Regions from separate parts of the Homo sapiens genome. Here all the other regions are linked to region 1. A link is an interaction called in ENCODE POLR2A ChIA-PET data of the cell type or tissue named here. Cell type or tissue: A673. All regions are shown on one strand. Each heading gives the region's core, and the rest is flanking DNA. Links, peaks and the distances in the headings are about the cores only.

The links. ChIA-PET counts read pairs that join two places held together with the same protein. Peaks named below come from ENCODE experiments on the same cell type or tissue, not always from the same donor. Only the 100,000 strongest peaks of a DNase experiment are listed, where the experiment ranks them.
Region 2: POLR2A ChIA-PET joins it to region 1 with 23 read pairs; 2 of 35 experiments call an interaction of 5 or more read pairs at or near these places.
Region 3: POLR2A ChIA-PET joins it to region 1 with 16 read pairs; 5 of 35 experiments call an interaction of 5 or more read pairs at or near these places.
Region 4: POLR2A ChIA-PET joins it to region 1 with 18 read pairs; 5 of 35 experiments call an interaction of 5 or more read pairs at or near these places.
Region 5: POLR2A ChIA-PET joins it to region 1 with 11 read pairs; 2 of 35 experiments call an interaction of 5 or more read pairs at or near these places.

Annotation. Positions count from the first base shown.
Region 1 is chr14:21,655,128-21,659,582 of GRCh38, forward strand. It overlaps OR4E2 (olfactory receptor family 4 subfamily E member 2), which reads left to right. Exons shown (of 4, transcript NM_001001912.3): 2 at 1,375-1,462. It also overlaps TRA. Among named protein-coding and RNA genes, the nearest start is that of OR4E2, 3.5 kb to the left of the region's middle. In A673, for the core only: no CTCF peak of the experiment used is centred there; DNase peaks (open chromatin) are centred at 2,074 and 2,484; H3K27ac peaks cover 3,901 bases.
Region 2 is chr14:21,823,485-21,827,939 of GRCh38, forward strand. It overlaps TRA and TRAV10. Among named protein-coding and RNA genes, the nearest start is that of OR4E1, 150 kb to the left of the region's middle. In A673, for the core only: a CTCF peak has its summit at 1,855 (motif pointing right); a DNase peak (open chromatin) is centred at 1,877.
Region 3 is chr14:21,726,639-21,731,093 of GRCh38, forward strand. It overlaps TRA. Among named protein-coding and RNA genes, the nearest start is that of OR4E1, 55 kb to the left of the region's middle. In A673, for the core only: no CTCF peak of the experiment used is centred there; no DNase peak of the experiment used is centred there; H3K4me3 peaks cover 605 bases; H3K27ac peaks cover 3,658 bases.
Region 4 is chr14:21,721,384-21,725,838 of GRCh38, forward strand. It overlaps TRA and TRAV3. Among named protein-coding and RNA genes, the nearest start is that of OR4E1, 50 kb to the left of the region's middle. In A673, for the core only: a CTCF peak has its summit at 2,220 (motif pointing right); DNase peaks (open chromatin) are centred at 2,228, 3,058, 3,398 and 4,058; H3K4me3 peaks cover 3,519 bases; H3K27ac peaks cover 3,952 bases.
Region 5 is chr14:21,532,762-21,537,216 of GRCh38, forward strand. It overlaps a transcript of SALL2 not described here. Among named protein-coding and RNA genes, the nearest start is that of SALL2, 8.6 kb to the left of the region's middle. RefSeq lists an enhancer at 1,269-2,134. In A673, for the core only: no CTCF peak of the experiment used is centred there; DNase peaks (open chromatin) are centred at 770, 1,980 and 2,950; H3K4me3 peaks cover 3,176 bases; H3K27ac peaks cover 3,961 bases.

The DNA.
Region 1 (4,455 bases), core at 192-4,191:
CTATTATAGTAATTAAAGGGATAAAATTATTACCTGCATTCCATAATGAAAATAAAGAGACTTGCTCAAGTATACGCAGAGTAATATATGAGTTGGCTAAAGGAGCAAAAAGAAGCAGAATCCAAATTTATATATGTATATTGACAGGAAATATGCTTTCATTTGACAATATTTATTAGTTCTGATGCACAAGAATAGACTAAGACAAATTGGCTTTGATTTGCCACAGACCCCTTAAAAATTTTTGTATTTTCTTACCGGGCCCCATGGCTCCAGCCTATAATCCTGGCTACTCAGGAGGCTGAAGTGGGAGGATAGCTTGACACCAAGAACTCGAGACCAACCTGGGAAACATAGTGAGAACTTGTCTCTAAAAAAATTCAAAACACCAACAAACTAGCCAGGTATGGTGGCATGTGCTTGTAGTCCCAGCCACTGGGAACGCTGAAGTGGGAGGATTGCTTGAGTCCAGGAGTTTGAAGCTACAGGGAACTATGATTGCACCATTGTATTACAGCCTGGGTGACAGAGCAAGACTCTGTCCCTAAAAAAAGTTTTAAAAATTTTCTTAATACAAAACTTTAAGCTTAATGTTAGTATCAAGTTATATCCCCTAAAAGTGTGCTTTCTATTAATATGAACTAAAAATGAATACTTTTTTTCTATAAAAAAATTTGTTGAATGCGTCTTAAAATGCAGTTCCAATGGTGCCCATGGTAGTTACTGATTAAAGTGGTAATGGCAAGTAGACGTAGTTCTGTCTTAGTTGGCCTGACAAAAGTCAAAGTATTGTAAAGGAAAAATGTAAAATTTGCAGAAAAGAAAAAGGATTAAAAAAAACCAAGGACCAATATTAAAAAGGCGAAACCGCTGGGCGTGATGGCTCATGCCTGTAAACTCAGCACTTTGGGAGGCTGAGGCAAGAGAATCACTTGAGCCCAGGAATTTGAGACCAACCAGAGCAACATAGCGAAGCCCCTGTCTCTACAAAAAAACCAACCAACCAACCAAAAACAAAAAACAAGAAACACAACAAAACAAACAACCAAAAAAAAAAAAGCAATGAACAAAAAAACAAAAAATTAGCTGGACATGGTTGGTGTGTGCCTGTAGTCCCAGCTACTTGGGAGGTTGAGATGGGAGAATCGCATAAGCCCAGGAAGTTGAGGCTGCAATGAGCTGTGATCATGCCACTGCACTCCAGCCTAGGTGACAGAGTGAGACTCTCTCTCTCTCTCACTCACACACATGTACACATACACACAACTTAAAAAGGTGAAACTGTTCAAACAGAAAGCCAGTTACTAATATCCAAATCAGAGTGTATTTTATTTCATGTTTTTTAGGATTTTGCTTTTTCTGTTTCATTTCTAGAAACAATTATGAGAAAAGTGAATGAAATAACATTATAGTAACTTTATAACAATTAGCTAAAGCATCCCTGCACAACTGGAGAAAACTGGTAAGTTTTACCACTACCTGCGCTGCTTGTCATGCTTTTTGTGGGTCTGCACATGTATGCTCATATGTACATTACGTACTTGGTATTGAGCAAGACTTGTCTGATATGTCACTTAAGTGTGTGTTTAGAAGTTTAATAGAAGACCTTTTAATTTATGAGAGTTGTTTTAACCTCTTTTCTGTCTAAGGAATCAGAATACTTTTTTAACATGTTGCTGCCTATGAAGGCACCTGCACACACAGACAAAACACACATACGCACACCCTCCAGGATTCCTCAAGATGTCTGGGGTTACGACTTGTCACCTTTAGAGTTTGCCACAGCACTGATTTCTTTTTCCTAGTTATCGAACACTCCGTAGGTTATGGAGTCTTGAGGTTGTAAGGGATCAAGACCATCACTTCTGTTTGCTTTTTGGATTTGAATACCTAGAACAGTGCCTGGAATATAGCAGACACTCACACATAATTATAGGATGAATGTTGAATGTTGAAAAGATGAAGTCTTTTTTACTGGCAGATGGCCATTCAGTCTTTGTTTCTAAGAGCAAGGAAGTCCTTACGCAGCAAACCTGTGCTCTGAAAGTCAGTGTACAGATTAGTTTTGGGCTGTTCTGGAGAAGATTTGGAGGACTACAGTTGAGGCCTGGTAGCTCTGCTCCTCTGGGATTTCTTACCCTGGGTCACTCTTTGGGACATAACTCACCATGACTACATCATTGTAATGTATGGAGTTGTGATGTTAAATGCTTCCTTCCTTCCTTCCTTCCTTCCTTCCTTCCTTCCTTCCTTCCTTCCTTTCTTTCTTCCTTCCTTCCTTTCTTTCTTTCTTTCTCTTTCTTTCTTCTTTCTTTCCTTCCTTCCTTCCTTCCTTCCTTCCTTCCTTCCTTCCTTCCTTCCTTCCTTCCTTCCTTCCTTCTTTCTTTGTTTTTCTTTCTTTCTTTCTTTCTTTCTTTTTCTGTCTGTCTCTCTCTCTCTCTCTCTCTCCCCCTTCCCTTCCCTTCCCTTCCTTTCTTTTTTTAACGGAGTTTTGCTCTTGTTGCCCAGGCTGGAGCTCGGTGGCACGATCCCAGCTCACTGCAACCCCTACCTCCCAGGTTCAAGCCATTCTCCTGCCTCAGCCTCCCAAGTAGCTGGGATTATAGGCATGCGCCACCACGCCCAGCTAATTTTGTATTTTTAGTAGAAACGGGGTTTCTCCATGTTGGCCAGGCTGGTCTCAAACTCCCGACCTCAGGTGATCCACCCCCTCGGCCTCCTAAAGTGCTGGGATTACAGGCATAAGCCACTGCACCCAGCCTCTAAATGCTTTCTATGTATGCAGAAGCAAGGACATCATTTTGTTCTTACCCTACACAACCTTCAGCTCTAAAACTTTCACAGCAGTTTTTTTTTTCTCAGAGATTTCTTTCCCAGTTTTAGTTGGTAACTGAGTAGATGGTCTCCTCATATACAGAGAAGAATCAAATCTTTAAAAAATAAACTAAATTTAATATGCTGAAAGGGATTTAGGAGTTAATCCAACTCAGCTCTCTGCAGCCAACTATTGAGTAATAGAAAGGCCTAGGGACAGGAGAATTGGGACAGAATTCCAATCTTGCCATGCAAAAGCTGGGAAAGCCACAAAACACCTCTGAAGCTTACCTGCATCCCATTTTATTAGGGAGATGAACCTGTCAAAGGTTAGAGCGTGTTCCTATGAACTTCTGCCTTGTCTCTTCTTGAGGGTTTAAGCCCTGGCATTCAATCAGTATAGGCAGTTCTCTTATATCAGATCCATCTAAGCAAGACCTTGGAAGCTCTGGATTTTACAAATCCATTTGAGGCTAACACGATAATGGTCTACTGTGATGGAAAATCATGTTCCTCTTGGCAAAAGGAGCCTTCTCTAAGTAACACTTCTCTAAGTGGGTCCTTGCCAAGGATTGAGCCTTTAGTGCTGAAAGAGAGATCAGGTAGAAACAGAGACAAGAGGCAGAGAAAGATAGGGTTGGAGGTATCATTGATGAAAAGTAAAGATGAGTAGGCTGAAACTGGGGTCAGGGAGTAGAGGTCACTGATCTCTGGAAAGTCACGATACTCTTCAGAGGTATGATTTCAAAAAGGGGAAAGTTGTTGCTGTCTACATTGTGGAGCTGCTGTGGGAACTCTAGAGCTCTTGGAAGAAAGGTAAAAAAGGTAGACAAAGAGCAGGAAGAGATAGATTTCATTGACCTTCAGTTTTTTTTTTTAAATGAAGAATTCTAATATACGCAGTATACAATACACAATACTGATGTCTAGTGGGGATTCTGGTGCTTTTAGCTCAATTGCCCCTTTGTAAATAAGATTTCTGCTGATTGCCTTAAAATGGGTAATTATTTTGATGTACAGATCAACTTACCCCCAAATTTTTGGATTTTTCATAATTCTTCCTTGCAGTGCTACTTTGAAAATATCTTTAAAAATTTTATTTATTTTATTTTTAGACAGGGTCTTGATCTGTTGCCCAGGCTGGCTTGCAGTGGCATGATCATAGCTCACTGCAGCCTCAAACTCCTGAGCTTAAATGTTTCTCCTGCTTCAGTCTCTGGAGTAGCTAGGACTATAGACATGTGCCACCACACTCAGCTAATTTTAAAATTTTTGTAGAGATGCAGTGTCACTATGTTGCCCAGGCTGGTCATGAACTCCTGGCCTCAAGCAATCCTCTTGCCTCAGCCTTCCAAAGTGCTGGGAGGCTGAGGCAGGAAGATTGCTTTGTCCTACTTTTAAAACATTAAAAAAATTAATTCAATAAGTATTCAGTGAGTTCTTCCTTTATGCCAGTTACTTTGCTCTGTGGATAGAAAAATGAATGAGATATTTCCCTTCCTTCAGGGAGTGCATAGTTGGATCTTATTGCTACTTAAATCCCATTTTATGTTTTTTTCTTTTAGTTCTTTGGTTAAGAACGTAGGCTCTGAAAAATTCAAATTCCATTTTAGCCAGTTGCTGAGTGACCATGAGTGAATT
Region 2 (4,455 bases), core at 292-4,291, 170 kb after region 1:
ATACAAAAAATTAGCTGGGCGTGGTGGTGGGTGCCTGTAATCCTGGTTACTTGGGAGGCTGAGGTAGGAGAATCACTTGAACCTGGGAGGTGGAGGTTGCAGTGAGCCGAGGTCATGCCATTGCACTCCAGCCTGGGCAGCAAGAGCAAAACTCTGTTTAAAAAAAGAAAAAAAGAAAAGAAAACTGAACACCGCATTTTCTCATTCACAAGTGGGAGGTAAAAAATGAGAACACATGAACACAGGGAGGGAACATCACACACCGGAGCCAGTCGGGGGTTAGGGGGAGAGCAGAGGGAGAGCATTAGGACAAATACCTAATGCATGTGGGGCTTAAAACCTGGATGATGGGTTGATAAGTACGGCAAACCACCATGGCACATGTATACCTATGTAACAAACCTGCACGTTCTGCACAAGTATCCCAGAACTTAAAAAAAAAAAAAGTAATCTCATTGTAAAGGAAAGCAGCTGTTCACAAGAGCATATAAAACTAACAATGGATCTATATTATTTAGGTTCACGCAGATTTAAGACTGTGATGTCTACATGCAACTCTCTGTATATATCTATCTGTATTGATAGAGATATGTACATATCTATATCTGTATCTATCTATCTATATAGAGAGATTTATTTTAAGGAATAGTTTCACACAATTTTAGGGGCTGGGAAGTCCAACTTCTGCAGGGCAGGTCGTCAGGCTGGGCAACCTGGGAATCACTGATTTTGCAGTTTGAGTTTGAAGACAAGTCTGGAGGCATAATTTCTTCTTCTTTGGAGAGCCTAAGTGTTTTTCCCTTAAGACCTTCAACTGATTGAATGAGGTCCATTCACATTATGCAGAAAATCTGCATTACTCAAAGTCTACTGATTCAAATATTAATCTCATCTAAAAACACCTTCACAGTGACATCTAGACTGATGTTGGACCAAATATCTGGGTACTGGGGCCTATCTCAGTGGATGCATAAAATTAGCCATCACACGGTCTTTACCTCTAGCAAATCTTTTCCAAAAGCCTACTTTGCTTATACAACTATAATATACCAACTTTCTTTTTATTGTTTCTTGTATAACTATTTCCATTCTTTCAACTTCTCTGAGCTTTAAATTTCAAACTTAAAATAAATCCTCATATATCTACACTCTCAACTGTTCATAAGCTTCTTATTTCACTGAGAAAATAGAAACAATCAGAAGAGAATTTTCAAAAACTTCAACACTTACCAGTCACTTGCATCTATGCTCAAATACTCTGTCTTTCCTCTCATTAGAATGTCATCCCCTGTGTGCAGGGACTTTGCTTATTCTCAGCACTTATCATCATACCTGAAAATGTAGGCATTTGAAAAATAATTGTTGAATTAAAAATGAATAATAAAAATAACTCTGTCATTACCAGAACAAAACTATCATTTATTCATTCCCTCAATAAAAATTTATTATATGCCTATTTATTGACAGGCCTTATTCTAGCAACTGACAATGTAGCAGAGAATAGAACAGATAAAAGTCCCTATCCTAAGGGAGCTTATATTTCAGTTGAAGGCTAAGTTCATGTTAGCCACTACAATAAGCCTTTACATGAATCATCTCTTCAATCTTTCAAAAATTGTTAGGTAAGTGTTATCATACCTATTTTCAGATGAGAAAGCTAAGGCTCAACTCTCCTATTTAATATCACATAGAGCCAGAATGCAGAGCTTCAAATATATGTCTAAATTACTAATCTACTGTGCTGATATAGACATGAAGGGCTTTATCCTCTATATCATGCTGCAAATAGGAGGAAAAAAGCTTGATCAAAAGTTCTAAGCAATTGTAGCTCTGACCCCAAGAGGGCAGTATTTGCATTCGCCCCGCCTGCAGGTCTGAATGTGTAGTATGTGTAACATAGCGAAGCCTGGTCTCTGATTGGCTAGGGATACCCTCTGAGAAACCCTTTGGTTAGTGTTAAAAAAAAAGAGAAGATGTTGAATACACAAGTCAACTTCTGGGAGCAGATCTCTGCAGAATAAAAATGAAAAAGCATCTGACGACCTTCTTGGTGATTTTGTGGCTTTATTTTTATAGTAAGTTAGTGGAGAGTTTTAGCAAAGTTAACATAGTAAGTCAAGGGAATATTTTCTTAGGATTTGGGGTGAAGATGTAGTCCACTGGGATAGGAGGAAGGGAGAAAATGGGACCATTTTCTGTTTCACTTGGGATTCATTGTGGGGAGTAAGGAAGGGATGCAAATTAGACAGTATTAATACTGGATGATGGATCTCTTGAATCTCACTTTTCTTTCTGAATAGGGGGGAATGGCAAAAACCAAGTGGAGCAGAGTCCTCAGTCCCTGATCATCCTGGAGGGAAAGAACTGCACTCTTCAATGCAATTATACAGTGAGCCCCTTCAGCAACTTAAGGTGGTATAAGCAAGATACGGGGAGAGGTCCTGTTTCCCTGACAATCATGACTTTCAGTGAGAACACAAAGTCGAACGGAAGATATACAGCAACTCTGGATGCAGACACAAAGCAAAGCTCTCTGCACATCACAGCCTCCCAGCTCAGCGATTCAGCCTCCTACATCTGTGTGGTGAGCGCACTGTGCTCCACAGGCACTTGAAGCCAGTATGCAAACCTGCACCTGGAGGTTATCAAGGAGGCATAGGAGTTAGAGTAGACCGTTATTTTTTATGCAGAATATGATTTCACTAGTGAATATTTATCTCTCCGACATGATTTGATTTGAGCTTGAGCCTAAAGTTCTACTTAGGCTCAAGTAGAATACATGTCCTCAAGCGAGGATAAAGACATTCTCACTCAACACACAAAGTTAATTGCTACATCTGGGTGTTCCCAAGGGCAAGACAGTCTGTCATGCTGTGTTACTATTGCTGAAGTAGATGACAGTGTTGTTTGGAAGGGAGAGACTAGCTTGGTTTTTGATCTGGACACCTACCAGCAGAATGTCAACTAAGTGAAAGAGCAACAAGTTTATGTGGCTGATGGAAATTTTTTTTTTTTTTTTTTTTTTTTTTTGAGATGGAGTCTCACTCAGTCGCCCAGGCTGGAGTGCAGTGGCGTGATTTCGGCTCACTGCAAGCTCCACCTCCCGGGTTCATGCCATTCTCCTGCTTCAGCCTCCTGAGTAGCTGGGACTACAGGCGCCCACCACCACGCCCGGCTAATTTTTTTGTATTTTTAGTAGAGATGGGGTTTCACCGTGTTAGCCAGGATGGTCTCGATCTCCTGACCTCGTGATCCACCCATCTTGGCCTCCCAAAGTGCTGGGATTACAGGCGTGAGCCACTGCTCCTGGCCGGAAATATCTTGAGAAGTTTCCTTCCCCTGAAAGACATTCAGTTGTCATTTCATGGCTATTCAAGTTCTCAGAAAGCATCCTGTGAGAATAAATCTGCTCTTCCCATTTAGCTATGCTCCAGATCAAGGCTTTTGTCCAGGTGCTGCATCAACTCTTTATTATCTTCCATCACTGCTCCTTTAGAGGACACTGGAAGGCCAGGGGATCCTGGCAGACACAGTCACTCTCAGGCAGCAGAACAACTGTGCCAGGCTTTTCAACCATCAGTGTTCTAGAAAAGAGACTTAGGGACAGAATGCCTACCTGCAATTGTGAACTCTGGTTTTCACAACTTAGCTGTGAAGTTCTTTTTGGGACAATTAGAGAAATGTACATATAATTTGAGAATTAGATGAGAAAAGTACTTATTTAAAAGGCAGATATCAACTGTAAAAAAATGGGAAGAATATATACTAAGATATTAAAAATGGTAATCCTTGTATTGTGGGAATATAATGTTTTTACTTTTTATCTTTCCTTGTCTTCTGTACTTTTAATTTTCTATAGTTCTCGGATTTTTCTTCTGTCAAAATAAAGATTATTAAAAAATAACAAATGTCTTAAAAAATTTAAAGGAATGCATCTCATCTGTCACTATCAACTCACAGGAATTGATATTTAAAGATGATCACACATTTCAGGATATTGTTGAATAAGATTGATTTGTTATGCTTATGAGCACTGCAAGTAAGTTCATTTCCAAGTTCAGTGAATTGATAATTTGTGAATAAATGAAGCCAGGACCTGGACTGTTCTTTGTAACTAGTCTGGAGATAGCTCAAGTGTCAAGACATCAAAATGCCTTGACTTCTGGAGCAAAAAGTAAACCTAGATATATTCAGTAATCAGATATTTTTTCCTGTCCTGTATCTCCTTTCAAGTCTTTAGAGTGAAGAAATTAAAGTTCAGATTGCTGCTACAGCAGACTTGTGTGAGTAATCATAAACTAATTGAGGAAAAAGATAAAATACATGAAAATGGAATCAATAGGTAAAATTCCAAGTACGTGGACAAATAAGTTTTAAAGGTATTCTCAGGAGGAGATTACTGTGGGACAGAAAAGATAGGAGAAAGTATCATGGGGAATAGCAAATTTAGTTAGG
Region 3 (4,455 bases), core at 178-4,177, 71 kb after region 1:
GGCAGTGTGTCTGTAGGGCACATGGTCCAACTACTCCACTCCTCTGCCAGTCTATAGGCTTCTTGGGGCAAGAGACTGATTTTGGTGATGGTGTAGCCCTAACTCCAGAAAGGGTCGCTGTCGGAAAAGTGTTGGTTATATGAATGAACAATACACTGACACTCTAAACAGTTTGGTGTGTGCCAAGATAGAGAATTCAAAAAATGCTCTATGAGATGAGGATATAGGAATAGCTTAGCTGTGAAAGAAGACAGAAGCAGTCTGTAATGGGAGGAGAGTTTGAATCAAGGAAGGGTATAAACGTGTAGTTCTTATAAGGATAGTTGCTTACGGTTCCTATGTTCACATCTTCCTTATGCTCTTGAGAGGAACTGGACTTAATGCACTTTTCTCTCTTTATCTTTTCCCAAATTTGAGTGTCGTGGGAAGGGCTCTGTTTGACTCAGTGTGAGTTAGGTGGCTTTTCCTTGGACTAATCAGTGGTGGCCATGGGTACAGGCTGCTTGGATTAGCCCAGCTTGGCTTCCACCTTTGGTGGCTGGGGGTGGGAGTGAGGATTCTGCAAGTTAGCAGCTCTATTTTGAACTGCCTGGTTAAAAGGAGTATGTCCCCAAATAAGTTAATTTTTACACAGGGATCTACATCTGTTTATTTTTTCCCCCAAATGGATAGCCAGTAGTTCTTACACCACCTCCTGAAAAATTCACTTTTGCCCCATAGATTTGAAATACCATATTTATAGTACATTAAATTCCTAGATATACTCAGATCTACTTTTGAACTCTTGATTTTTATAGTTTTGTGCTAGAATGTGCTGCTTTAGGGAGATTCACCCTGCAGCCTTTGGTTTGTACCTTGTGATTTACCAGCCTTCTTTTCCTATCCTTCAATCCATCACATACCTTGAGAAGCCTTATACACAAGGATGTGGACACCTTAGCCCACATGTCTACAGTCCAGGCAAACAGTGATCTTTTGGCCACCCATTGGGCCTAGAGTTGTGTACACAGGTGGGATATCTGCTTCTGGGAAGATAATCCTTGAGATAGGCCCATGCAGATCTTAAAAGTGTGTTTGGGGATGTTTGTGCAGGGAATTCTGAAATCCTAGTACCCAGAATATGGTCAAGAAGAGGTATTTAGACTCTAAAGGGCTATGTCTCCTTTGTCCTGTGATTTTCTCACAGGGAAAGGGATAAGAATAGCTGAATAATAGCTGGGGTGGAGGCACAGAACTCTGAGCAGGGACGTCACTTGCTCAGGTCTAAGGGTGGCAGTGTTCTGTACCATTACTGCCAGAATACATTTGTATTCATGAAACCATGGTATCTGTTTTAGATTTAAGTATACAGTTGCCATAACTCTAGGTAAGCTCTCAGCCACCATCACTGTTTTCACTCCAAAGGAAGTTCATGTCCACAGGGATATTTTTATCACATTACACCATTGACCTGGCTGTGTGGCCTGTTTCTGCCTTTGATACTTATAAATACAATTTATGCAAGTCCTGCAAAGGAAAGAAGTCTTTCTATACAATTATGATGTATTTATTCATTTAGCTATTCACTTATTCACTCAATGATTATTTGTGGAGTTTTGACTATGTGCTTGGCATTGTTATCATCCCTGCAGATGCAGTGGTGAACAAATCTTTCCCTCCAGTCATTCCCCAGGCTGCACACGTGTTCATATCACTTCCCTACCCAAACAGAACTACTTCTTAGTCAAAGAGATACAACTCTCAAGATGATTTCCTTCTCAGGAAAATTCTCCAAGGTTAAGCTAAGCCTTAGATATTAATCTTTTGTCATGTGGTAGTGATTGGTGGTGGTGGTGATGGGAGGGGAGTTATGTAGGGAAATGAGAATCTATATTTTCCCCCTTTTTTAAGGTGGCTCAGAGGGAACAACTATGTCTTTTTAGAAGTTCTGTTTTGACTTAAAGAAAAGTTAGTCTAGCATTCCTTTTTCCTGTTTGTTGGGAAATACTCCTTATAAACAGATAAACTTCAGGAAAAATGAGAAATTCTGGAAAACTTATCTTCATAAGGTTTATTTTTCTCCCCCCTTTTATATCACTTCAAGAACTTTGTGGAAAGAGAACTGAATTAAGAATTAGGGAGCATAGGTTGTTTCTGATTCTTCCTCTAAGTAACTATGTGACATTGGACATGCCATTTCTACTCTATGTGCCTCATCTCTTAATTAATGAAATTGAGATAACTGGAAGGATTGTTGTGAGGATTGCTTTATGTGTGACATATGTCTTGGACCCCAAATAAGAGTGGGTATTTAGGTGGGCAGAGCAATCAGATACCTAAGACACCAACACTGTGGAGCCCTTATAACTGCCCTGAACTGCTGACATTTGAACTGTATCATGATAAATTACTTTATTTTGGCCTTTGTTACATCAGTTGGCCCTGTATTCTAATTTAATCTTCGATACCTGAAAACTGCTTTCAGAAAAGGAGCTAATATTATCTGTGTACATTGTAGTTAAGTTGCGTTTAAGCACCAACTTAAAAAAGCTATTTGTGGAATCACAGCTTTTGTCCTTGAAATACACTTTTAAGCATTTTAGAGAAAGTAAAGGTAGGGAAACACGTTTTGGGGAAGAAAAGTTGTCCTGGTTTTGCTGAGAACACTATGTAGACAGTCATCTTCTCATCCATGTGAGAATCTGTCTCTGCCTGGATACAAGGGAGACACCTCTCCCTGCAGTCTTCCCATGCTACATTCAGTCCTCCCTCCTCTCATCTTTCCCTGATTGTGTAGTGAGTTTCACTGGGTTCTCTGAAAGAATCTTTGAATTCCATTCTAATTCTCAAAAATTGTGCTTCTGTGATATGCAAGAGTTGGTGGGGTTCCACCATGAATTCCAGGAGAGGCCATAGGTAAGCTGTGGTCACTTGCTGTCATCAGCACTGCAGGGATCCCACACATATCCTGCAAAATGCCTCCTTCTGCAGTATAAGTAATGAACAAGTATTAAGTAAAGTGATATTTCATTTAACTATTAAATTAGCAATTGTAAACTGTATAAACAATATTGACAAAGAGTAAATGGGTACTGAAGTGTACTATTGATGGCATAAACTCATATGATGCTTTTGGGAGGCAATCTGGCAATCTTCACTGTGTCTCTTTTCTCACTTTTTACTTGCTCTTTTACCCACTGAAGTGTGGTTTTAACTTCCACCATTGGCCCAAACTATTCTTGCCAGGGTTAACAACAGTTTCTTGGGTTACATCCAATGAATGATTGATTATTCCCTCTTTGAAACCTGGTCCTCTTTCGGTTTCTGGTATACCACTTTCCCTTTAAAAAAAAAATTTGAGAGCTGATTTTCAATAGATCACAGTGAGGGAGCTGCTCTGCTATGTGTGAAACCCCAGCCTACCTCTTTCTTTTTGATGTTCTTATATCTTTGGCTGAACCTGCACTGTCTTTTTTCATGGGCTTTTCTTCTGCTCACTCTTTTATCGGGAACCTGCCCTGATATTCACGTAGGTTCCTTTCTATTTTTCCCAAGCGTCAGCCGGCTTGAGAAATAAAGGGACAGAATACAAAAGAGAGAAATTTTAAAACTGGGTGTCTGGGGGAGACATCACGTGTCAGTAGGTTCCGTGATGCCCCACAAGCCACAGAAACCAGGAAGTTTTTATTAGGGAGTTTCAAAAGGGGAGGGAGTGTGCGAATAGGTGTGGGTCACAGACATCAAGTACTTTACAAGGTAATAGAATATCACAAGGCAAGTGGAGGCAGGGTGAGATCACAGGACCACAGGACCGAGGTGAAATTAAAATTGCTGATGAAGTTTCGGGCACCATTGTCATTGATAACATCTTATCAGGAGACAGGGTTTTGAGATCAACCGGTCTGACCAAAATTTATTAGGCGGGAATTTCCTCTTCCTAATAAGCCTGGGAGCGCTATGGGAGACTGGAGTCTATTTCACCTCTGCAGTCTCGACCATAAAAGACAGGTGCACTTAGGGGGCTGTTTATAAGCCTATACCTCCAGGCGCGTATTCTCTTTCTCAGGGATGTTCCATGCTGAGAAAAAGAATTCAGTGATATTTCTCCCATTTGCTTTTGAAAGAAGAGAAATATGGCTCAGTTCCCCCCGGCTCACCGCGGTCAGTTTAAGGTTATCTCTCTTATTCCCTGAACAATTGCTGTTATCCTGTTCTTTTTTCAAGGTGCCCACATTTCATATTGCTCAAACACACATGCTGTACAATTTGTGCAGTTAATGCAATACTTACAGGGTCCTGAGGTGACATACATCCTCCTCAGCTGACAGGATTAAGAGATTAAAGTAAAGACAGGCATAGGAAAGCACAGGGGTATTGATTGGGGAAGTGATAAGCGTCCATGAAATCTTTACAATTTATGTTTAGAGATTGCAGTAAAGACAGGCATAAGAAATTATACAAGTATTAATTTGGGGA
Region 4 (4,455 bases), core at 229-4,228, 66 kb after region 1:
TATCCTTTAGGGGGAGACCACTAAACAATCAACCATTTCTAGCACAAAATTAAAAATATCAGTCTCCTAAATATTTAGTTCACTTGAGGCTCTTGGCATTAATTATTAAATGGATGAAGGCAAACAATATCTCAGCCACTTGCACGATCTAGGCATAATCTTGTGTGCTGTATCTGTAGAGGTCAGAGGAAGTAGGGATTGGAAAAATAATCAAGGCACTGAAGTCTACACTAGACTACTGTTTTAGTTAAACTTATTTTATTTGCTTTTTTATGTTGATCATATCATATGTTGATATATGCCCATATATGCGTTTATAGGGCAGCAATAAACTCCAGTGTCAGGAGGCTGGACAGTCTCTGTTTTCCTCTTCAGGTCTATTCTATCCTGCTCTGTACTAAAGTCTATATTAGACTATTGTTTTAAACTTATTTTATTTGTCTTTTTATGTTTGTCAAAATGCAGTATAGCTATGCCCGTATATGCATTTGTAGGGCAGCAATAAACTCCAGCATCAGAGGGCTGGACATTTCTCCATTTTCCTCTTCAGGTCTATTATATCCTGCTCTGTACCCCAGGAGGCTGACTTCTATACGTTATGTGGACTGGTCTCCCATGTCCATTGGCATCTGGTTGGGTTTACCCCAGTGGGAGGTATTAGCAGGAGAGAGTGGTCAAGATATTTGCATTTTAGGATCCTTTCTTTCCTCTACTGAAGTTTACAGCTCCTGTTGGGTCTACCCAGAATATGGTCAAGAAGAGGTATTTAGACTGTAAAGGGTCATGTCGCCTTTGGCCTGTGATTAGTTACAGGTGTCCTGAGATTAGGGTAATTTCATCTTCTCCCGTCCCTTTGGGCCTAGGAGTGGTGAAATCTTCTGGCTGTTATTAGCCCCAGGTGCTTCACCTTCCCTTGTAGTTTTCCCTAAATTTTGCACATACACTTAAAAATATTCTTTTTGTTAAGCTTTTTTTCAATGATTTTCTCGAGGCGATTGCCAGGACCCTCAAAAAGACAACACTAACACTCATTTTAGGCTTGAGGCAGAGAGAGAAGAAAGAGAAGAAATTCACTATATGTTTCCATTTATGACAAGTCTCTCTGGAACTTGAAGATTATTGTTTAAAGACAGTTTACCAATTCCAAAGAAAAACATTATTATATGGCTAAGTTTTCAATGATTAAATATGAGATCTTTAGCAAAGCTTTTAGAAAGAATTATGTTCCACTTTTTTTCTGATTCAAAGCAAAGAGATTTTTCATCCTTTCCTCAGAATATATAGTGAACATTATTTGGACACTATTCAAAAGAAACAGAAGGCAAATCAGAGGAACAACTTCTTTATATTGATACATGCTTTTTACATTAAAATTAAAATCTATCAAAGAATCACTCAGTTGCTATTGTTGCCTTTTTTTAGTATAAAACTTTAGCATGCCATCCCTTTCCAATGAACCCCTTTTCCCCATCATAATACATCAAGTTTCGTTAACCATACATTTTTTGCTGAATACGTACTTCATTTGAAGTCTGTTTTAAGTAGGCTCTGCATGTGGAAAGTACCTGTTTTGCAACCCCTTCTCAGAGTTTCATTTTTTTGTTTTATATGTACTGTTTAATATGACAAATGCTCCAAAAATATTTATAACACCTATTCGTACTTTTCTCACTCTAAAAATGTTTAAAGAGAAGATTCAAGTTTCTTTTTGCCCTAAAGATCATTATGGGATGGGCTCCTAATAGGCCCAACGTGGAGAAAATTCTGAGTTATTTTTGGTCAAAGAGGTTTACACAGAAGCCAGCTCTGAATTACTTCTAACGAGAAGAGCAAGGCTCCTGTTTTCGCCTGTCATTTATCTTCTCTTGCCTTACTCTTTTCTCCTATTTTGCTTTTTCTTATCTCTCACTTTAAATTTTTCTCTCCCTCTTGATGCAAAGCTATATTTTCCTTTCTTTTTCTGTGCATTTTCCCATCCTATTTCCCTTCTTTCTGTCTCTACATTATCTTAAGAGAGCACAAATCATTTACAGCTTGATCCACTCAGCCTGAATCTTTTCCACTTTGATTCACAAACTTCTATTTCTTCTCCTTTGAACCCCTAATTTGCTCCCTATGTCCCTCATGGAGCGTGTAACCATCCAAAGGTTGGCCCAGGGATAAGGCCAGGAAGCACCAGCTGCTTGACAGTAAAGTCGCTGGTCCTACGTGTGGGCTCTAGGGGGCGATGCAGTGTAAGGTCTGTCCTGGGCATAGGCGGAGCGGCAGTCTTGCTCCTCACAGAGCTTTGAGGAGCTGGATCAAAATTGTGCTCCACAGAGAGAAGATACCGGTGTCGGGAAGCACCAGTGCCCTGAGGAAGGGCCATTTCCAAAAGCCCTGTGCTGACACAGGGTTGCTGGTTCCTCTTCAAGAGCCCACTCTCTGGGGTGGGGCCATATCTCCAGCAGAGGTGGGCTGGAAAGGACCCCCCCAATCCCGCCCGCCGTGAGCTTAGCTGGAGCCATGGCCTCTGCACCCATCTCGATGCTTGCGATGCTCTTCACATTGAGTGAGTAATATCCCCTTCCCATTTTCCACTCGCATGATCCACTTACATGCTCTCCAGCAGCTTCACTGATGCAGCATGATTAATTTACAGGTGGGCTGAGAGCTCAGTCAGTGGCTCAGCCGGAAGATCAGGTCAACGTTGCTGAAGGGAATCCTCTGACTGTGAAATGCACCTATTCAGTCTCTGGAAACCCTTATCTTTTTTGGTATGTTCAATACCCCAACCGAGGCCTCCAGTTCCTTCTGAAATACATCACAGGGGATAACCTGGTTAAAGGCAGCTATGGCTTTGAAGCTGAATTTAACAAGAGCCAAACCTCCTTCCACCTGAAGAAACCATCTGCCCTTGTGAGCGACTCCGCTTTGTACTTCTGTGCTGTGAGAGACACACACTGATAGGGGCTGCAGGGGGAGCAGAACACAAACTCTTGAGTCTGGTAAAGCCCATTTTCTTGAAGTCTTTGTTCCTTCACATGAGAACGGTGTGCTTCCAGGATATGTCACTTATTATGTTAAACTACAATTTAAAACCATAGAATTTGCTCATTCAGCAAGTGTTTATTGAGTCCTGATGTGCCAGGTACTGGGCAAAGCACCGGTCATAAAAAGGTGAAAGAAGTGTAAAACAAATAGAAAAAAACATAGGGGAAAATTACCATGACATTGGTCTGGGCAAGAAGTTCCTTCCTTCCTTCCTTCCTTCCTTCCTTCCTTCCTTCCTTCCTTCCTTCCTCCCTCCTTCCCTCCCTGCCTCTCTCTCTTTCTTTCTTTCTGAAAAGGGGTTTATTTTCAACAGACATTTCTTTTTATACCGAGGTGAAATGTCATCATCATAATAATTTTGCAATGTTACATACCCTGTTGAGACCATTAAAAAATTAGGTTCATGGTATACACGTCCAAGTTTGTTACAAAAGCATATTGTGTGATGCTGTGGTTTGGGCATCTATTGATCCTGCCACCCGAAGAGTGAACATAGTACCCAGGAGAAAGCTTTTCATCTCTTGTGAGCAAGGAATTTTTGGATATGACCCCAAAAGCACAGGCAACAAAAGCAAAAATAGACAAATGGGGCTATATTAAACTAAAAAGCTTCTGCACAGCAAAAGAAACAATAAATAGAGTGAAGGGAAAGCCTATGGAATGGGAGGAAATATTTGCAAACTCTACATCTGATAAGGGGTTAATATTCAAAATGTTTAAGAAGCTCACATACCAAAAACATCCAAATAACCTGATTAAAAAATAGGCCAAGGAACTGAATAGTCGTTTCTCAAATGAAGGCATAAAAATGGCCAAGAGGTATATAAAAAATGCTCAACATCATTAATTATCAGGAACGTGCAATTAAGACCACCATTAGATATCACCTCACAACCTATTAGGTTGGCTATTATCAAAAAGACAAAAGATAACAACCATTGTTGAGAAGGTGAAGAGAAGGGAACTCTTCCACACTGCTGGCAAGAACGTAAATTCCATAATGTGCAACCATTATGGAAAACAGTAGGGAGGTTTCTCAAAACACCAAAAATAGAACTACTGTATGATCCAGCAGTCTCACTATTGGGCATATATCCAAAGAAAATGAAATCAGTATGTTAAAGAGATATCTGCACTCTCATGTTTATTGCAGCACTATTCACAATAACCAAGATATGGAATCAATCTAAGTATCTATACTTAGATGAATGGATAAAGAAAACATGGCATATAAACACAATAAAATACTATTCAGTCTTATAAAAGGAAGAAATCCTGCCATTTGTGACAACACAATTGAGCCTGGAGGACATTATGTCAAGTGAAATAAGCCAGGCACAGAAAGACAAATACCACATAATCTCACTTATTTGTGTAATAAAAAGGTTGAATTTATCGAAGCAGAATAGAATTGTGGTTACC
Region 5 (4,455 bases), core at 148-4,147, 120 kb before region 1:
GACCATCCTGGCTAACACAGTGAAACCCTGTCTCTACTGAAAATATAAAAAATTAGCCAGGTGTGGTGGCGGGCGCCTGTAGTCCCAGCTACTTGGGAGGCTGAGGCAGGAGAATGGTGTGAACCCGGGAGGCGGAGCTCGCAGTGAGCCAAGATCGCGCCACTGCACCCCAGCCTGGGCGACAGAGCGAGACTCCGTCTCAAAATAATAAAAATAAATAAATAAATAAATAAAATAATAATAATAACGGAGTTGGGAGGAAAAAGAGGAAATGCAAAAAGGGCCTAGCACAGTACCTGAATGCTCCACAAATATTAGCCATGGGTGTTAGTTATTATTTGAATGTCAAAAGCTGAATGAAGCCCTGGGGTAAGAAAGGTCACATGTGCCCAAGGTCACATAGCTTCAAGGTCCACACTAGATTGAAAACCAAGTTTTCTGTTTTCTTATCTAGTACTCTGTAACACCAGGACTGAGATACTCTCTATTCCAAAATGTGTTTTTTCTGATCTGGGAATACCTAGGTTGAGTGGCCCAGGGATCAATAACCTGAGAGATGAGGCTCTTTACTTCCAAATGTAAACAGAGCCCCCAAAACTCTACCTTTGCCTTCTTTCCTCTCTTGCTGTTCTTGCTATCTGCCAACTTCCATCTAAAGTACTCCCCTCTCTCCCTCTAGATCTGTTTGGCTGCTGTCCTGGTTTCTTCTTCTCACTAAATATCTGGGTTTCTGATTGTTTCCTTTATTTCCCAGATGTACTGGTTTGCATTTTTCCCCCAGTCACATCCTTTGTGTTCTCTAATCCAGATTTCTAGACTCTGTAGGGGAGAGAGAAGGTTTTTTTTTTTCCTCTCTAGAGTTTTTAAGTGAATAGAGTATTTCCTGCCCATCACTTATATGCAATAACTGTTCTGTTAGGTTTTGATGCTCTGGTTAGGGAAGCTGAGCAAAAACGGCTGGAAAACAGATTTTTCAGACTGTTTCTTGGTGATGTCTTAGGTCACTGCAGAATTTTGGCTTTTAAAATATGTAACAAAGGCTCAGCATTTGCATGTTGTATATGGCACATATTGCTTACAAGAAGGCAAAAGACTCCTGGAAACATTACTGGCACCCTAGACTACTGACTAAATGTCTTCTGATACTCATGATGATATCCATAATTTCACAGGTACACCAAAGGATACATGTGCCCCTAAATAAGAGCCCTTCCTCCCTAACTGTGGAGCATGCTCTGGGGTAGAAGGAAGTCAGATGCCTGAAGATCACATAAGTGAATAGAAACCCTGTCTATAAAAAATTAGGGAAAAGGAGAGCTCTCATTCTGTTTTGCAGAATGGATGCTGCCCCATTCATGATTAAGAAAATTTATTAATTTAAAAGAAAACCAGAAAATGTGAAATTTATATATTATAAGCTTATAAGATCCAGGAGGAATTTTAGATACGATCAAATAGAGCCACCTCATTTTGCAGATGAGGCCCAATGACATCCAGATCATAAGTAGCCTAGGATCTTTCACTCCAGGGGAATTCTGATGAGAAAATCCTTAGGCTTTCTTACGGTAGATCTTAACAGAGGGTGCTACTGCTTCCTTGCTCCTTACATTTGTTCCTGCCTTTCATAGCTCAAAGGCAAATTTTCATCAAAAATTTGTTGATGCCATTGGGTTTAAACCTTTACTGTTTCTATGGGGATGGCTTTGTAGCAGCATTACCATGCCCCCAGGTGGAAGCTATATCTTAAAGGGCTTGAAAATCCATTCAAGACAGCCGCTAAAGATAGCTTTTGACTCCCTCACAGAAGATTTTTCCTCAGCTATGATATGGGGAATGGGTGAGCAGATGGAGGAAGTAGGAAGAAGAGGAGAGAATGCTTCTTGGGGGTTTGGAGGGGTGTTCAGCATAGTTCCACAATCAAACCAGCAGGAGAGCAGAACTGTGAGGCAACTCTGGGGAGGAGTTGAGGCTCTAGGGGAAGTCTCCTGTAGAGCACAAGCAGGAAACATCCGGCCTATAGCAGCATTAAGAAGGGCTAATGTGTCTCAGGAGGGAAGGATGCCATCACCATAGAACCTCTAAATATGGGCACAGTAGGATCCCAGAAAAGCAGTGTTTCGGGGAGGATGCGTTCTGCCCAAAACATGTCTGTTAAGGTTATTTTGTAGCACATGGAGCGCTGATTTGACCTCAAGTTTTTGTTTTTTAACAGGTGGAAAGGCAAGTTTAATCTACAATTTTAGTCGCCACCAATACACTCTCTTAGAGCTTTTCATGACACGTCTCATAAAGAAATGCTGATGGCCGGGAGCGGTGGCTCACGCCTGTAATCCCAGCACTTTGGGAGGCCAAGGCGGGCAGATTACGAGATCAGGAGATCCAGAGCATCCTGGCTAACACGGTGAAACCCCGTCTCTACTAAAAATACAAAAAATTAGCCCGGCGTGGTGGCAGGCGCCTATAGTTCCAGCTACTCGGGAGGCTGAGGCAGGAGAATGGCGTGAACCTGGGAGGTGGAGCGGGCAGTGAGCCAAGATTGCACCACTGCACTCCAACCTGGGCGACAGAGCGAGACTCTCTCTCAAAAAAAAAAAAAGAAAAAAAGAAAAAGAAAAGAAAAGAAAAAAAAAGAAATGCTGACGTTTGCCAAGAGGTTCCTGAGTTTTGGTCATACTACAGCACTTGCAGGCAGTGTCACTGCATTCACATATAATGATAATAACGATATTCACACATATTAAGCACTTATTTATGCTAGGTATTTTTCCAAGGGATTTACACATATTAACTCATTTAGATTTTCACAACAACCTAATGAGGTAGCTAGTATACACATCTTTATTTCACAGATGAGGAAACTGAAGCATAGAGAGGCAAAATAAACCAGCCAAGGTCACATAGCTAACCAAGTGGTGGAGCTGGGATTTGTCTAAAAGTCTGGTTTCAGAACCCTTGTGCTTAATCCTATACTATACTGTTGGGTGTATCAACTGTATGCTAAACAGTTGCCTGTCTGGAGCCAGGACTTCCAGACTTTCAGTCTGCACATATGGAGCCATACCACTGACAAGTATGTCCAAAACTTCTTTGATCCTAAGAATTACCTGGACAATTGCAAAATATATAGATTCCCACACCCTGGCTCAGATGTACTCACAATCAGGCAAGTTTTTAAAACCCAGGTTTAGTGGGTTTAGTGAGCACTACCAGCCAGCCCTGAGCATTAGGAAATTGAAGTTTTTGTCCTGATTTTGCTTCTGTCTCTCAGACTCTGAGCAATTTCACTCTTCAATTCCCTGCTTGCTCTACTGTCTGCCTGTCACTTAACGGAATGTTACAAGAATACATACAATTTTTCCCCCTCATAAGGGACACCTGTTGCTTCAAAAACACGGTATCCTCATAAAATGATATGCATGTAGTAACAGGTGTATTTTCTTGCACTTCTTTTGTTTTGTTTTGTTTTTTGCTTTGCTTTCCTTGAAGCACAAACCTAAGCCCCTCATCCAGACCTAGCCTTCAGCTGTCCTCCAGGTGACACGCATACACACCCCAAACCAGGCTGCATTCTGACCGACCTTAGCTCTCTCCCTCTGGGAGCTCTGATCGGCTCTCAGTTCAGCCCAACAATGAGAAACTTTTTTCTCGTCTCCCTCAGGGGAGCCTTCACGTTTATCCAATTCATTCTCTTGCAACCCAACTCTCCAGAAAGAAAAGGGGGGAAAATCCCACCCCGAAGAGACGGTCTTCAGGTCTGAGGACGTTACTTAGCAACGGCACAAAGACCAGTGAGCAAAGGGAGACCTGAGGAGAAAACTCTTGGGTGGGGAGACAGAGCCAGTTTGAAAACTCCATTTCATCCAGAGAAAAACAAGGAAAACACAAACAGAATCAATCCCAAGTAACAAGCGGGGCTTCTCCCCAGCGCAGGTCATCTCTTACTCCCTGCATCTCAACTCCTTCAAACCCCCAGTGACCAAGTCCGCCCCCGCCTGGTTTCGCCCATGGCCCGAGTGCCCTCCCCTTGCCCTGGCCTGACCCACACAGGCTTGGACTTAGGGGCCCCCACCCCTCCCCAGGCACCCACCGTTCTCAGACGCGCTGGGACCTTCGCAGTCCGAGATTAACTGTTGGGGTTTCCGCTGCTTTCGCCGAGACATTCCCGGGTAGAGAGTTGGGAGAGGGAGGGGCAACGCTCACTTGGTCTTAACCGGGGTGACCTGGTCTCGTCTCCCCCTTGGGTCCGAAGCCAATTGATGCCTCTCCCCCAGCGCAAATCACTGTGAAGCAGAGATGTTCTTCTTTCCCAGAGACACAGACTCTCTCTCTCTCTCTGATTCTCTGTTCTTGACTCTCTCTCTTTCTCTCTCAATCTTTGCAAGTCTTTAAAGGGGAGACGCCCCCTTTTTTTCTTCAGCTTCTTCCCTACGCTTCTGCAGCTCCCATTGTAAAAGC